2 separate regions of the Homo sapiens genome follow, and region 2 is linked to region 1. A link is an interaction called in ENCODE POLR2A ChIA-PET data of the cell type or tissue named here. Cell type or tissue: MCF 10A. All regions are shown on one strand. Links, peaks and the distances in the headings refer to the core of each region. The heading gives the core; the rest is flanking DNA. Region 1 has its middle 17 kb from the start of TMPRSS12. Region 2 holds the start of SLC11A2 (solute carrier family 11 member 2).

Evidence for each region. ChIA-PET counts read pairs that join two places held together with the same protein. Peaks named below come from ENCODE experiments on the same cell type or tissue, not always from the same donor. Only the 100,000 strongest peaks of a DNase experiment are listed, where the experiment ranks them.
Region 2: POLR2A ChIA-PET joins it to region 1 with 10 read pairs; 13 of 35 experiments call an interaction of 5 or more read pairs at or near these places.

What each region holds. Positions count from the first base shown.
Region 1 is chr12:50,823,379-50,828,759 of GRCh38, reverse strand. No RefSeq gene overlaps it. Among named protein-coding and RNA genes, the nearest start is that of TMPRSS12, 17 kb to the left of the region's middle. In MCF 10A, for the core only: a CTCF peak has its summit at 3,192 (motif pointing left); a DNase peak (open chromatin) is centred at 3,229.
Region 2 is chr12:51,022,246-51,027,626 of GRCh38, reverse strand. SLC11A2 (solute carrier family 11 member 2) reads left to right here and starts at 1,243. Exons shown (of 16, transcript NM_000617.3): 1 at 1,243-1,317. RefSeq lists silencers at 863-1,582, 1,593-1,652 and enhancers at 1,058-1,669, 1,670-2,283. In MCF 10A, for the core only: no CTCF peak of the experiment used is centred there; DNase peaks (open chromatin) are centred at 1,196 and 2,716.

The DNA of each region.
Region 1 (5,381 bases), core at 255-5,254:
AGGCTAGAGCAACAAGCAAGCTCTTGGGGTTCCCTGAATCCGGGGCTAGGCTCTTGGATAGCATTTCTGGACCTGTCCTGGGCCAGAGGGGGACCCACTGCCCTGAAGGGTGAGTCCCAGACCTGGCAGCATTGACCACAAGCTGATAGAAGAGCCCTTGGGCTTTAAGCAAACATCGGCAGTGGCCTGGCAGAACCACCCATGGGCCAGTGGTGGTGGTGGCCACAGGGAGAGGCTCCGTTGCCTGTGGAAAATGGAGGGAAGAGTGGGAAGGACTTTGTATTGTGGTTTGAGTACCAGCTTAGCCACAGTAGAATAGGACATCAGGTAAATTGCTAAAGTTTTTGACTCCAATCCCTGGCTCCCAGACAGCATCTCTGGACATGCCTGGGCTTAGGGAAACTTGCCACCTTGAAGGGAAGGGCCTTGGGCAAAGCCCAATGCTGTGCTGGCATCAGGTCTGACCCAGTGCAGTTCCAGTGGTGGTGGTCACAGAGGTGCTTGCATCACCACAGCCCCAGTTCCAGATGCCTCAGCACAGAGAGACAGACTCTGTGTGTTTGGGAGAAAGTAAGGGAGGAGAACAAGAGTCTGCCTGGTAATCCAGAGAATTCTTCTGGATCTTATCGAAGACTACCAAGGCGGTACCTCTGTAAGCCTACAAAAACCACGGCGTTATTGTGCTTGGGGTCCAAGTCCCTTCAAATATCTAGAAAGCCTTACCAAGAAGGAAGGGCACAAACAAGCCCAGACTGTGAAGACTACAATAAATACCTAACTCTTCAATGCCCAGATAGCAAAGAACATCTACAAGCATCAACACCATCCAGGAACACATGACCTCACCAAATAAACTAAATAAATGGAGAGAGAGAGATTGTGTTCATGGGAAACACTCAATATTGTTAAGATACCAGTTCTTCCCAAATTGTACATAGGTTTAAAGCAATTCTAATCAAAATCCCAGCAGGCTTTTTTTTTGTGAATATAGACAAGCTGATTCTAAAATTTATATAAAAAGACAAAGGAACTAGAATAGCCAAGATAATTTTTTTAAAAACAACAAAATTTAAAGAACTTACATAACTGGACTTCAAGACTTTTTATGAAGCTCCAGTAATCAAGATAGTATGATTTTGTTGAAAGGATAAACACATATAAATCGGCGGGATATGGTCTCTGTGAAACCAATCCTTTGAAAATTATTTGTTGAGACTTACTTTATTGTCCAATATGTGGTATGTTTTCATAAACACTCGTGTTTGAAAAGAACTATCTGAAGTTGTGTAGTGTATTCTGCCTCGAATTTCACTGATTATAGGTGCACACAGATCACATTTAAACATCTCTGGAATCAGCATGCATCTTACCACAATGACAATGGCATAGTTTACTTGGCAGTGGTTTTTCTTTCTTAGTGGTATTTAAAATAATAGTGTGCCTTACAATCAGTGGTGCCTTACAATTGATGAAATTCAGTATATCTATTAGGTCAAGTTTACTCATTGTTCAACTCCCCATCTTAGCTGATATTTTCCTGCCTTTTATATCAATTATAAGAGAGCTATGTTAAAAATCTACTAAGATTGTAGTTTTAAAAAAATTTCTCATATTTATTTTGCTTAACATCCAGGTCCTGTATTAGGTGTGCTGAAGTTTAGATGTGTTTTATCTTCTAGGTTAATTGAATCTTTTATTTTTATTTTTAAATTTTTTTTTTTGAGGCAGTTTCACTCTTGTCCAGGCTGGAATGCAATGGCATTATCTTGGCTCACTGCAACCTCTGCCTCCTGGGTTCAAGCAATTCTCCTGTCTCAGCCTCCTGAGTAGCTGGGATTATAGGCATATGCCACCATGCCTGCCTAATTTTTGTATTTTTTATTTATTTATTGTTTTAGTAGAGATGGGGTTTCATTATATTGGTCAGGCTGATCTCGAACTCCTGACCTCAGGTGATCCGCCCACCTCGGCCTCCCAAAGTGCTATGATTACAGGTGTGAGCCATGACGCCAGACCTGAGTCTTTTATTTTTTTTAGTGGCTGATTTTGTCCCAAGTAATTATTTTTGCTTTAAAGTCTATCTTGTTCAATATAGTTATGCCAGCTTGCTTTTGGCTAATATTTGGTATAACTTTTTCCATGTTTTTACTTAAAGTACCAAGTCTTCAGCCCTGCTGTTTCCTTATATTTTAGATTTACCTCTTATAAGTACCATATAGTTAGATATTATTTCCTAATTCAACCTGACAATCTTTGTCATTTAACTAAAATGCCCAGTTTGTTTACATTTATTATGATTATTGATACATATGGATTGATTTCTACCATCTTATTTTGGGCTGTTTGTCCCACCTGTTTCTTTCTTTTTCTCTCCTTTCTTGTCTTTTGGATTGATGAGTGTTTTTACTGGGTATAGAATTCTAGGTGTTTGTGCACAATGATAAAGTGAAAAGTTGAGGGCCCTTTTGTTCTCTTTTGTCATCTCCAGAAGCAGAGTTTGAGCTTGTGAAAAACCATGGTTCATATGTATTTGGCATCCTTCACCTACCACAATACTTAGTACATAGTTAATTCATAGGAATTCCATTTATTTTGATTATCTTTGACTACAGCTGGCAAGATGTGGCCTTTTCCTTTTAAAAAATTTATTGCTAAGAACTCTAAGGCAGTTTTTGTTTAAATGTTTTGTAAACTTAGCCTATGTTATTTGCAGCTTTTCTGAATTAAAAAAAAAAATTGGCAAGCCTTTTCCCCAGATGCGGCATTAAATTCTAAGAGCTGTCAGTTGGGCAAAACTTTGATCATTTTGTTCCAAAATTAATTATTAAATCACCATACCTACGTTCCTCACTAAATTTCCTCTGGTCTACTTGATCGTTCATTTATGGAATGATACAGTATTAAGGTACCATTTATAAACTTCTAAAAAAAATACTGCAATCCAGCATGCATTATTTATGGATCTGTGTAAATATTAAAACAGGGACTGGGCTGGGCATGGTGGCTCATGCCTCTAATCTCAGCACTTTGGGAGGCCAAGGTAGGTGGACTGCTTGAGCTCACTAGTTCAAGGTCAACCTGGGCAACATGGCAAGACCATGTTTCAAAAAAAAAAAAAAAAAAAACAGGAAAGAAAAAAAGTAATTTTGGAGTTAGAGCTGTGTAAATCAGTGTGTAAAACTTCTGTGATTTTAAAATGGAGGGTTGCCATCTAGTGGACACATTTAAATAAAACCTTTAAAGTCTTTCATAATAGGTTATGACGCAATGGAATAAAGTTTTTCAGACTCTTCCACACCACACGTAAGAAAGAAGGTATATTCTGATAGTTAAAACAACTTTGGAGTTTATCAGACCTAGGTATGAACCCTGGTTTTCTTATTTACTGTGTAACCTTGGGCAAAGTTTCAAACCTGTCTGTACCTTAGTGAGTTTGAACTCAGACCTTCATTGATTTAACAAAGTTCCCAACTTACAATGGTTCAACTTACAATTTTTTGACTTTATGATGGTGTGAAAACGATACTCATTCATTAGGAAACACGCTTCAAATTTTGATCTTTTCCTGGGCTGGTGATATTCAGTATAATACTCTGGCAATGCTGGGCAGTGGCAGAGAGCCGCAGCTCCCAGTCAGCCATGTGATCAAGAGGGTTAACAACTGTTACTCTGCAGTCTACTGTGTTGCCAGATGATTTACCTATAGGGTAATCTAAGCATTCTGAGCACGTCTAAGGTAGGCCAGGCTAAGCTATGATGTTTGCTAGGTTAGGTGTATTAAATGAATTTTTAATTTACAATACTTTCAACTTACCATGGGTTTATCAGGATATAACTCCATCATTAACAGTAGAGGAGGTCAGGCGTGCACACCTGTAATCCCAGCACTTTGGGAGACCAAGGCGGGTGGGTCACCTGAGGTCACGAGTTCGAGAACAGCCTGACCAAGGTGAAACCCCATCTCTACTAAAAATACAAAAATTAGCCAGGCGTGGTGGCACGTGCCTGTAATCCCAGCTACTCCGGAGGCTGAGGCAGGAGAATCATTTGAACCCGGGAGGCGGAGGTTGCAGTGAGCTGAGATCACGCCATTGCACTCCAGCCTGGGCAACAAGAGCAAAGCTCCGTCTCAAATAAACAACAGCAACAACAACAACAAAAACCACAAACAATAAAACAGTAAAGGAGCATCTGCATTATGAAGCCCTCCAGTGAACTAGATTAGACTGTGGGGATGGTTTCCTAGACTGTGGGGAGATAGCAGAGCACAAAATTAGACAGTCTCCTCCTAGAGTTTAATAAGGGTTGTGTTAGGGGTACTGGGGAGGGACTACTATTAATATTTTAGAGTGGGCAGTTAGAAATTGGGTTTAAATCTTAGATCCCTTAATAATGCTTATATAACCTTAGGCAAATACCAGTCTCAAGGATGACATTAAGACCTAAGTTCAACACGAGCTGTAACACGGCTTCGTTCATCACTTTTTTCCTAGTAATGCTTGGAATAGAAAAGGCCTTCGATAAGTATCTGCTGAATGTATGAATGGCACTACTTTAGCATTACCTGAACACATTTCCTGGCGCCTAAGCACTCAATAAATTTTAGTATTAAGGAAATTACATGACTATGTATATTATGTACATAGGGAACCTTGGACTTAAAACAATTTTAGATTGATACATAATTTACCAGTTAAAAATTGTTATATACACTTACTGAAGGCAGCAAACTGCTGCATGTAACCCTATCAATATTGAGGGAAGGCCAGGCACAGTGGCTGACGCCTGTATTCCCAGCCAAGATCGCCTGAGGTCAGGAGGTCGAGACTAGCCTGGCCAACATGGCAGAACCGTCTCTAATAAAAATACAAAAATTAGACAGGCATGGTTGCGCACGTCTGTAATCCCAGATACTCGAGAGGCTGAGGCAGGAGAATCGCTTGAACTCGGGAGGCAGAGATTACAGTGAGCCAAGATCGTGCCACTGCACTTCAGCCTGGGCGACAGAGTGAGACTCCACCTCAAAAAAAGAAAATATATATATATTTATATATATATTATATAATTTAATTATATATTTTTATTATATATATAATTAAAATATATATTATATATAATATAATATATATTATATATAATATAATATAGATTATATATATAAAATCTATATTATATATAATATAGATTATATAATATAGATTATATAATCTATATTATATATAATAGATTATATATATAAAAATATACATATATTTATATATTTCCTCTATATAGAGAGAGGAAAAGGATCTCAACCACGCAATGGCAGAGAGATACGGTCTCTAATGCCTACCTATGTCTGCTACAAAAAAATTTACACCAATAAAGGGAGATGGTTATCA
Region 2 (5,381 bases), core at 135-5,134, 200 kb before region 1:
TCATCTTCAGAGCAAAAGATACGGTGTGAGGCTGAAACTGGCGATAGAGTGGGATTGCTTTTGGGTAGGTAGGATGAAGTCTGGGGAGAATCGAGTCAGCTGGGCGAGGAGGAAAACAATTCACTACGGAGGCTTGGGAGGACACCTAAGGCGGTCAAACTGGCTGCACTAGCTGATGTTTCTCGGTTCCTCCCAGGTGTGGGGTGCTCTTGGTGGGGCAGCAGATACTATGATGTGGCTCTGGGGGCGCGAGGAAATGTTCCTTCCAGGTGGCTATCCTTTTTTTTTGAGACAGGGTTTTGCTCTGCCACCCAGGCTGGAGTGCAGTGGCACGATCTTGTCTCACCGCAGCCTCCACCTCCCAGGCCCAAGTGATTCTCCCACCTCAGCCCCCGAGTAGCTGGGACCACAGGCGGGCGCCGTGATGCCTGGCTAATTTTTTTTTTTTTTTAGACGGAGTTTTCGCTCTTGTTTCCAAGGCTGGAGTGCAATGGCGCGATCTCGGCTCACTGCACCTCCGCCTCCCGGGTTCAAGCGATTCTCTTGCCTCAGCCTCCCGAGTAGCTGGGATTACAGGCATGCGCCACCACGCCCGGCTAATTTTGTATTTTTAGTAAAGACGGGGTTTCTCCATGTTGGTCAGGCTGGTCTCAAACTCCCGATCTCAGGTGATTCGCCCGCCTGGGCCCTCCAAAGTGCTGGGAGTACAGGCGTGAGCCACCGCGCCCGGCCTTTGCTTGGCTAATTTTAAAATTTTTTGTAGAGACCGGGTCTCACTATGTTGCCCAGGCTGGTATCGAACTCCTGGACTCAAGTGATCCTCCCGCCTCGGTCTCCCAAAGTGCTGGGCATTACAAGTGTGAGCCTCCGCGCCTGGCCTGGCTACCCTTTACAGGATAGAGCTATACCTCGTAGCTTGATTGTCAGTACCTAACGTGGCGCCACGGCGAACTAGGGCAGGAATCTTATCTGTCCCCAGACTGCTAGCGGACTGGAGCTCCCCAGTCCAGGGGCTGTGTGGGTCTGGCCAACGCAAGCAGCAACTAGGCAGCATGCAGCTCCCGCCGGGTGCCCCAGGGGCCGCCGCGTGCCCCAGGGGCCGCCGCATCCAGACTCCGCGTGGGCGGAGCCTAGGTCCCTGGTCTGCGGGCCACGCATCCCGGCCGCTGCAGGGACTCCAGCCAATAGGGATGTGCGGCTGCCGTCCTGTCGACCAATCGCGGGGAGGGGAGGGCGTTAGCCAGCGTGGCGCTGGCTCCCGGAATATGGAGCCCTGGGCGCGGGGGCGGCGTGTCAGGTGGTTGCGGAGCTGGTAAGGTGAGGGGAAGGCAAGGTCAGGGGTCACGGCATTCCGCTCGCTGGCAGGGAGGGGCGCGGGGCGGCTCGAGGGCCTGTGTCGGGGGTCAGGCTCCGGGGCTAGGATGCGACACCGGCTCGCCGTGCGGGGCTGTGAGGGGAGGTGTGGCCAGGGAGGGCCTCAGGCCCAGAGTCCAGGACTGATGGAGTCGCGCCATTCAGAGAAAGACCCAAAGATGGGGGCAGGGAGGGAACGCCGGAGGTCGCGGGGGTCTCGCCCCTTCCCCGCCGCGGCCTAGGACACATGGCCCAGCTCCCAGCTGCACCGGATGGCGCGCCCGGCCTGTGTCGGGGTGCGCTGACCTGCTTCGACGCCTCGAAAGAGGCCGACGGGCACAGGGCAAGGTCTTTCGTGGCCTCTTCGTCGGCGCCGCAGGGGGCCGGGCTGCTCTCCGGGGCCTCCCGCCGCCCCGCTTCAACAAAAGACTCATTATAACCTAACCGACTTCAGGGAGCGCCTTCTGTGTGAATAGCCTGCATACGCGGCTCAGTAATTGTGGGTAGATTGGTTTTAAGGCTGTTTGTGTAGCTCTCAGGGACCCTCTGGATTCCAGGCTCCAATGAGCAGGGTTTTTCTACAGGGGGATATTGCACATATGTAAGTGGGCTGGATGGCTCTCCCAGCTGTGCGTTTCATGTGTCCCCACTTTTAAAGCTACCGCTTAAATGTGACATCTCTTGCAAAAGCAAAAATTATATGGAAGGAGAGTTTGCAAGGGGAGATAGGCTTCTAAAAACTTGCTGGCCTCAATTTTAGTGACTGTTGGTGAAAAATGGAGAAGCTATGTTTACACTGACTTCTGGAACCCGAAGCCCCACCAGTTCGCATGATTTCTTGGCTTTGTAAATCTTTGAGCATGTTGTTTGCCTCTTTCTTCTTTTGTTCCACGTACTTAAAATGGGGATTGATAATATCAGTCTTACAGGGTTGTTGGTATGAAATTAGTTAATAAACAACAAAGTACTTAGAACTCTTGATGTGGAGGAGTTTTTGTTGTTGTTACCTTCTTTCCCCTTAACACTTCTAAAGAATTCTAACCTTATTACTTATTCTTTGCTCAGAGTCTCATGACTTATCACCAGTGAACCCGCCGGCCTATACTTTCCATTGACATCATTAACTTTGATCTGAGGGTATAGTGTAGTTATATGTGACTAGAGGATTTCTGCTGCGTGTTTGTTTTATTAAATACGGTTGGAAACTATCATTATACTAGGTCATTTATTGTGATACCTGTGTTGGGTAAATGAAACCTGAAACCTTCGGCTGTTTATTTTTTCATTGGACAGTATTTCATTGACAGTCTTGCTTGGCCTACTCAGTTTATTTTGGAGCCAGTACTAAAAAGGCCATGATTGCAGCATACTTGGTTTCTCATGTTTCCGGAATGGCAGTGGGACTCGGGAGGGGAATTTCTGGGTAGCCTGGCAGCACTTCTTGTTAAGGAATGGGGAAGCTTCTTATGAATCTAATCTTACTCTAATGTTAGGAAATCAGCAGTGGTCCCTTGGATTACTCTACAAAGCTAGTAGGCAGCTTTGGTTCAGTTATGACTCAGTGAAGGTTAGAGAATTATATCTACAAAGTAGGATCTTTTTCTTTCTTTCTTTCGTTTTTTGATACGGAGTTTCGCTCTTGTTGCCCAGGCTGGAATGTAATAGCGCGATCTCGGCTCACTGCAACCTCTGCCTCCCGGGTTCAAGCGATTCTCCTGCCTCAGCCTCTTGATGCCTGGCGAATTTTTTTTGTATTTTTAGTAGTGACGGGGTTTCACCATGTTGGCCAGGCTGGTCTGGAACTCCTGACCTCAAGTGATCCACCTGTATCGGCCTTCCGAAGTGCTGGGGTGGTGTGAGCCACCGCGCCCTGCCAGATCTTTCTTGTTTGACTTTCATTGCTAAGAATTTGGGTGAGTGTTGTTGAATCAAAGACATCTTTATTCTCTGCCTCCTCACCATGCACATACGTACAAATGTCTGCTGACAGATATCTGCCCTTCCTATGGCCTTAAAAAGCCTTCTCATATTCTCGTGGTGCTATCTGGGATACACCAGTGGAAGACTGCTTTGTCTTCTAATTCTTCCCTTCAAAGAAGCGGCTATTTATACACATAGCATTATTAGGAACTAGTCAGAAAATGAGAAACTTTAAGTTTATGAAAAAAAACATTGCTTACTTCAGCTGCATGCTGGCCAAATTTAGTTGAAGTGCAGTTGGTATAAGTTTAGTTGTTTAGTTTTGGAATAAGAGAGTTCAAGACTTCCCCTCCCACCCCCCACAAGACAAGGTCTGGCTCTGTAACCCAGGTTGGAGTGCAGTGGCATGATCACAGCTCACTGCAGGGTTGACCTCCCAGGCTCAAGTGATTCTCCTGCCACAGCCTCCCTAGTAGCTGGGAGTACAAGTGCATGCCACCACCCCTAATTTTTAAAAATTTTTTTGTGGAGATGGAGTCTTACTAGGTTGCCCAGGTTGTCTTGAGCCCCTGGGTGCCAGCCACCGTGCCCAACCAGTTTAATACTTCTTTAGGATTTAAAGTTGGAAGTTGGCCTGGTAAGAGTGAAGGACAATGTCTTTGTAATCTGTTTTTCCCTGAGAGGCATGGGAATGACACCTTTAAAGAACTGAGTGTGTTTGAGGCAGAAAGGGAAGTCTGCTGCCCTAATATTGTCATTATTATCATCTCTCTGAGGCTCTGTAGTTTGAGTAAAACATTCTGGGAAAAAAGGTAGGGGCATTTGAATGAGCGGAATATAATGAATTAGAAGATGCAGACCATGTCTCACTTACTTGCTGCCATTTATTCTTTATTTTTATATTTTTGAGACAGGGTCTCGCTCTCTTGCCCAGGCTGGAGTGCAGTGGTTCAGTCTTGGTTCACTGCAACCTCCACATTCCAGGCTTAAGCGATCCTCCCACTAGAGCCTCCTGAGTTGCTGGGACTACAGGCTTGCGCCACCATGCTCAGCTAATTTTTAATTTTTTTGTAGAGTTGAGTTCTCACTATATTGCCCAGGCTGGTCTTGAACTCCTAGGTTCAAGCAATCTTCCTGCCTTGGCCTCCCAAAGTGCTGGGATTACAGGCATGAGCCACTGCGCCCAGCCTTGCCATTTATTCTTTTTATAATTTAACAAATATTTATGGAGCAATTTACATTAATTGGCCCCTTGAGACACAAAGAAGAGCCTTCAAGGCATCATCAGGAATATTCTAGATACAATAAAATGACATGTATATAATAAGGTATATTTTAATGAAATCATAATGGAATATAAAACAATTGGCCAGCAATGATCAAAATGGCCTAACTTCTCTTCCACTTTTAATTTCAGGTTAAAGTAATTTATATTTTTTGGCATAAGGAACAAATTAGGGTTTTTAGTCTTGTTTTGGTGCTTATTGCCGATAAGTCATTTTGTGTCAGGTTTGTGTTTGTTTTGGTCTCATCTCTACTAAGCTGATAGCTGTTAAAACTCCTAGGAAATGAAAGAAGAAAGCTACAAGTTAATTATTAAAACTTTACCAGGTTTCAAAGAGCAGAAAGAGGCTTGTTAAAGGCTGGAGAATCTTGTAGTATATATTGTCTTAATTTTTCTTTGCTTTTAGGAAAAGAAACTTGGAGGACAATATTTACTTAAAGTTGTTAAGGTCAATCTACATCATTTGGGAGCCAATATCCATCATTAGGAAAAATGGGTTGAATGTAATCTAATGAAAATTCTTCATATTTGCCAGAGAAAAGCTACTTAAGTGTGAGGACAAAACATATTTTCTGAGGCAAGAAGTAGGTATAGGCTGGTTTAATAGGGGATTTTTTTTTTTTTTTTTTTGGAAAAAAGTAATTTTTTTTTTTTTTTAATGGAGACTGGGTTTCTTGCTATGTTGCCCAGGCTGGTCTCAAGCTTTTGGGCTCACGCAATCCTCCCGCCTCAGCCTCCCAAAGTGCTAAGGGATTACAGATGTGAGCCACCATGGCCAGTCTAATAGGGAATTTTCTTATTCCAATAGAAAGGGGTCTTTGAA